Linked DNA regions of Homo sapiens: region 1 is linked to region 2. Evidence: chromatin contacts called from ENCODE Hi-C or POLR2A ChIA-PET data. All regions are on one chromosome and are shown on one strand. The core of a region is the stretch at or near the end of the contact, and the rest is flanking DNA. Distances in the headings are between cores, read along the strand shown. Region 1 has its middle 44 kb from the start of OXNAD1. Region 2 holds the start of HACL1 (2-hydroxyacyl-CoA lyase 1).

The links. A loop is a pair of places that touch in the nucleus more often than their neighbours do. ChIA-PET counts read pairs that join two places held with the same protein, here RNA polymerase II (POLR2A). Pooled maps may share reads with other maps.
Region 1: a loop to region 2 is called in a pooled map, with 7 times the contacts of the local background. The contact joins the enhancer-like site here to the promoter of HACL1 in region 2. A Hi-C loop is called at or near these places in 6 of 50 pooled maps. POLR2A ChIA-PET finds 5 or more read pairs at or near these places in 4 of 52 experiments (OCI-LY7, T-cell, activated T-cell and 1 more).

The regions. Positions count from the first base shown.
Region 1 is chr3:16,308,266-16,310,965 of GRCh38, forward strand. It overlaps a transcript of OXNAD1 not described here. Among named protein-coding and RNA genes, the nearest start is that of OXNAD1, 44 kb to the left of the region's middle. Within about 2 kb of position 1,451, at least 4 of the 41 ENCODE cell types and tissues checked have a DNase peak (open chromatin) inside an H3K27ac peak, as active enhancers do.
Region 2 is chr3:15,600,190-15,602,889 of GRCh38, forward strand. It overlaps HACL1 (2-hydroxyacyl-CoA lyase 1), which reads right to left and starts at 1,380. Exons shown (of 17, transcript NM_012260.4): 1 at 1,194-1,380; 2 at 901-1,005. The coding sequence starts at 1,274. It overlaps BTD (biotinidase), which reads left to right and starts at 1,556. Exons shown (of 4, transcript NM_001370658.1): 1 at 1,556-1,705. RefSeq lists an enhancer at 1,285-1,927 and a silencer at 1,769-1,828.

The DNA.
Region 1 (2,700 bases), core at 201-2,700, 710 kb after region 2:
GCTATAGCAAATGGATGACTGGGTGAGTCACTGGAATGATGGATCTTAGGGGCCCAGGGGTAGCAGAGTGGGAAAGGCTGCACCCATGCTCTGGAGGGTAGGAGGATTGTTATATGGGACTCACAGCACAAACACGTGTGGATGCAGTGATTGTCAAATGATCCAAGGGCATGTCTTGTTGCTCCTATTTTTTTTTTCCTGTCTGAATGGAAAACAGCAATTTCCTCCATTCCTGGTTATTGCAGATGATCTGATAATTTAACCTGAGAGCCGTTATTTCATCTTATTTTATTTTAAAACTCAAAAGAAGTATACTGTTCTCATCTTAAACAGTGAGATGTCTGGTCTTTAATATTACTCTTTCTTAACATACAATAAGCTAGCAGTGTGGTGATGACATGTAGATACCTCCTAATGTGCCATAAAATCAAGGCATGCATTTTAAAATGTTTCGTGCCCAGAAATCCAAACTTTTATAGTTGTTGAGCAGCCATCTTCATATGGTCTGTTCTGAATTCTTAAAACCTGCAGGAGCTCATCAGCCTAACCTGGCCCCTTCCAGCTCATCCCCATGTCCTATTTTGCTATATTTGAGCATAACAAGATTTTATCTCTTCCTTTTTAAAAATTAATTACCTAATAAATATGACCAAAAATTGTTAAATAATTTTTTAATTACCTAATAAATGTGACCACAAATATTAAATAAAATTATATAGATTAAAATGCTGACGTTCTCTTCTCCCCCATCCTATTCCCTTGCCTAGAAGGAACTTCTGTATAAAAAACTTGCTGGGTATCCTTTTAGAAATTTTATGGTATATTAATCTTGTATACATATACAACTGTGGGTACCTATACAACTATGTCTCTCTTTCTTTTAATACACTTCAAATTCTTGCTATATACCATAATATACTTAACCATATCTCCATGATGGACATTTAAATTGTTTGGAGTTTTTGGCTATTACAAGCAATATTGCAGTAAACCTGTTTGTATAATTTTTCTGCACATACTCCTGTAGAATTACTAGAAGTGCCATTTCTGAATAAAAAATTGACTAGTATTACCAAGTTACCCTATAAAATGCCTAATCAGTTTATATTCTAACAGGGTATGAAAGTGCCCATTTCTAGCCAACATTAGATACCCTCAGTCTCATACTTAAGTATTTTTTTTCCCCTAATCAGTTAGATGAAAGGTGATTTTTTTAACTAACAATTTTCTGATTGAATTTTCTGATTGTTCCGTAGGCCTGTCTGTCTTTTCCCCTAATCAGTTAGATGAAAGGTGATTTTTTTAACTAACAATTTTCTGATTGAATTTTCTGATTGTTCCGTAGGCCTGTCTGTCTTAGAGACTATAGAAGCCCAGAGAGAAGAAACAAAAAATGAGGCAGATTGGTTGGCTGTGTGGGATGGTGGGAGGAACATGACACCAGGCTTCAAGAGACCTAAATCATGCCCATTCTACAACTTGTTTCCTGTGTGACTCATTCCACCTCTCTCTGAAACCTGCTTTCCTTATCTGTCGCTGTGGGTAGGACTATGCAATTTAAAATTGCTTTCAGCTTTACCTTTCTATAATTTCATGATAGAAAAATGGGCCTTAGAGATCAAGGTTGACTGTACTGAGAGATGTCTAAGGAGTATCTTAACTCTCTTCAAATATTTGATTGATTCTTGGGATGACTATTGTTTGTATCTCTGGGGTTGACAGAATAAGAAGACATTGTCTTGGACTGAAGCAAGGGAAAAGTTTGGTTTGATACAGGGGACTTTTGGACTATACTGCTGATTAAATTCTGGAGTCAGGGCTCAAGAGAAATAGTGGAATTACCGTTAGTAAGAAATAAAACTGACATTTGCCCATTGGGGCTTAAGGTGTACTTGACTGAGACAGGGACTGGATTGATAGTTCCCCAGGTTCATAAAAAGGAAGTGTTTTAGACAGTTATTAACTTACGCATTTTGTGGACCTAGAAACTGGTAAGTTTGCTAGTTGTTCTTTCTTCTAAGTTGATTCTCTTGTTTTTTTTTCATTGAACAATCAACAAGATAGGAGGTACCCAGGACTGAAGGTTCATGAAATCAGAGGTCCATTATAGGAAGCATTTTAATGCTCACCCTAATAAGTGAAATATATTTCTTACTATCTTTAAGCCTTTATATTATTTAGAGGCCACAGAAAAATCCAAATCCAAACTGAACTTAATGACTAGTGAGCAACACATTTAAATACACAAGTTTTACCACATTAAAGGATGAAAAGCCAGTCAGCAACATGGGATCATGTTTTAAAACTGTCTCTGGATGAATGAATATCTCTACTCTTTCTTCAAGACCCAGTCCCTACAGTTGACAACCAGGGTGGTTCTCCACCAATTCCTGGCTCAGGGCTTTGCTGGAATTGCCAACATTACCATTAGAAATCATTTGGGGCTGGGCGCGGTGACTCACGCCTGTAATCTCAGCACTTTGGGAGGCCAAGGTGGGCAAATCACCTGAGGTCGGGAGTTCAAGACCAGCCTGACCAACATGGAGAAACACTGTCTTTACTAATAATGTAAAAATTAGCCGGGCGTGGTGGTGCATGCCTGTAATCCCAGCTACTCGGCAGGCTGAGGCAAGAGAATTGCTTGAACCTGGGAGGTGGAGGTTGTGGTGAGCCGAAATTGTGCCATTGCACTCCAGCCTG
Region 2 (2,700 bases), core at 130-2,629:
GATATAACAAATGAATCACAACTTCTGCCCTCCAGGCACTCATGTATGATGGCAAAAGGCACCACTTAGGGTGGCCAGGCAGTTGTTTGGGCAAGAGGAGGCAAGAATTTAAATTAGAAGGCAACGGTGGGAGTGTAAAGCAGGAATATTTAGCCTCAGCTGGACTGAGAGTATGTGATATCACAGAAGTGGATTCTTGACCTTTCAAGCCCGCACTACTGAGAGAAGAGCAAGGTGGATTGGCAGAGGATGCACTTAAAGTGGATTGACAAAACGTCGTATCTTCCTTATCCTGCTTCCAAATAAGCCTCTAAGAAAGGTGGCAGCATGATGTGGTGGAAAAAGCATCAGGCTAGGATCTGAGCCATCTGAGTTTCCATCAAGGCACTACCATTTGTGATATCCTCCACCCTGCCCCGAACCAATCATACAACAAAGCCTTGGCCTTCACTCATTTATCCCACAGGTAATCTCTGAACACCTTTCTTATGCAGGCACCACACTAAGCACTGGGGGTACAGATGTGTCGTGAAGAAATAATATCCCTGCTCTAATGGAGCTTGTAGCCTAATAGGGAAGTCAGACTTTACTCATAAACTGTCCATTCCAATCATGACATACAGTATAGTAGTAAGAGAATGGACTCAGACCCAGAATACGTGGGTTCAAACCCTGGCTCTGCTACTACCAGCTGTGTCACCAAAGGCAAGTTTTACTTAACCTGTGTCTTTTCTCATCTGTCAACTTGGTGTAACAACAGTTAATATTCAACAGTGATTGATATGATATATGTAAAGTAGCAGAAGAGTGGTAAGCGCTATCTGGGTGTTTGCAATGCATACCTACCGCTATTACTGATCATTCCCAGTAACGCATTCAGCCACCTGAGTCCATACTCACCGCTTGCTCATTCCTCATCCCGATGTACTTGATGCCTAGCTGCTGGGCAGCAATGGCGATTTCGGTCACTGGGATGCCTACGATGCCAAATATGTACTCCACATCCTGAGGAACGAAGAACAGGGGAGTAAACTCCCAAGGCCCCACCATATCGCCACATCCTTCCCTCCCTCCCGGGCGCTAAAAGGAAAACCCCCCGACCCCCATCGCCCATTTCTACTCGTCTCCAAGACAACATCGCGGTCCCCGCCAGCTTCCGTAGGAGCCTTTCATTCCAGGAAGGTCCATCGTACTTGCGTTTTCAGGGCCTGAGCGATGACTTTAGCACCAGACACCTGCTCCTCGCTGCGCTCTGCGAAGTTACTGTCCGGCATCTTCCACCGAAAAGCTCTAAGCACTCACGCAGCCGGCAAACAAGCGGAATCATCCAGCAAGGCAAACGCGAAATCGGCAGCACGCCACCTCTGGTACTGCACCTCTGACGGACAGGAGGGCAACCAACTGCCTTAAACAACGGGAAGGAAGAGGCGGTCTAAATTCGTCCACTTCCCGGGAGAGGTGAGAATGTAAACACGCGCGTTCTCCAATCAGAACTGCGCTCTCTTCTCGGCTCCTCCATTCGCGCGCCAGAATGCCAGAGGGAGGCGGGACTAGCAGGAGATTGCTGCCTATGCAAAGCAGGTAAGAAGCCGAACTCTGAGGCCTCTCGCCATTGTCTCCGAGTCGGCCAGCTGGAGCGTTTTCGGGGCTGTAAAGGGAGAATGGCGCATGCGCATATTCAGGGCGGAAGGCGCGCTAAGAGCAGGTACGGAGGGGGCGTGGTGCGGCGCGGAGGGGGTGTGGTAAGGGCGTGCGGTCCAGACCCCGCCCCGGGCGCCCAGTTGGACTTGGGGAGGGCTGCGCAAAGGCTGCCGGGAGCTGGGAAGCCCGGCGCGCGTCGTTTGCTGGGGCTGTTTGTGCGTTGCTGCTGTGCTACCGCGTTGCGTTTTCTAGGCATTTACTTACACGCTTTGTGGTTTACGCTCTCATAACCTTGTGGTTTTATAGTCCTTAAATTATTGTAGCGCACGTTACTTAAATCCAGAAGCAGATGTGTACCCCAGCAAGAGATAAAATGACGCTCAGAGTCAGTAGATCCAGACCGTGCCTGAGATCCTGAATCCTGTTTCCTACCCACTATTCAGCCATTGGGTCACAAGCGATGAAAAGAGCACCTTGAAGGTAGTATAGAGCACTGTTTTCTCCAGCCCTTGCTACTAATCCATATTACTCTCCGCTAATATCTTTCCAAAATTAGGAACTATGGCGTTTCATAATTCTTAGGTTGGGTCCCTACCTACAACCAGCCCTGCACCCGATAGCCTTTTAAAACATTTTTGTGTGAAAATCGTTTGCAATGTGCAATATCTGAAACTACTGCCTTGGAGTCATTAGACCCTCTGCTCAGTGACAATAAACATAAAATTTCCAATTGTAATAAACAGTGGAACTTTTAATTTTTTGAGGATTTGGAGTCATTTTAAGCAAAAAGAACAGTGATAAGTGGACAGTAAAGAGATGAGAGGGGAGTGGGTCATGGGTAGTGAAATGAGTGAGAAGCACTGGAAGTGAAACGATTTCTAAACCCAGACATTTTCAAACTGTAGTCCTGGGTCTTTTCAAAAGGTCTTCCCCTCTTTTTCTCAACCCCTCAACCCCACCCCAAGCAGAGGAGAGTGAAGTGGTTGCCTCCCTGCATATGTGGACGGTGTTAGTCCATTTTCATACTGCTATAAAGAAATACCCAAAACTGGGTAATTT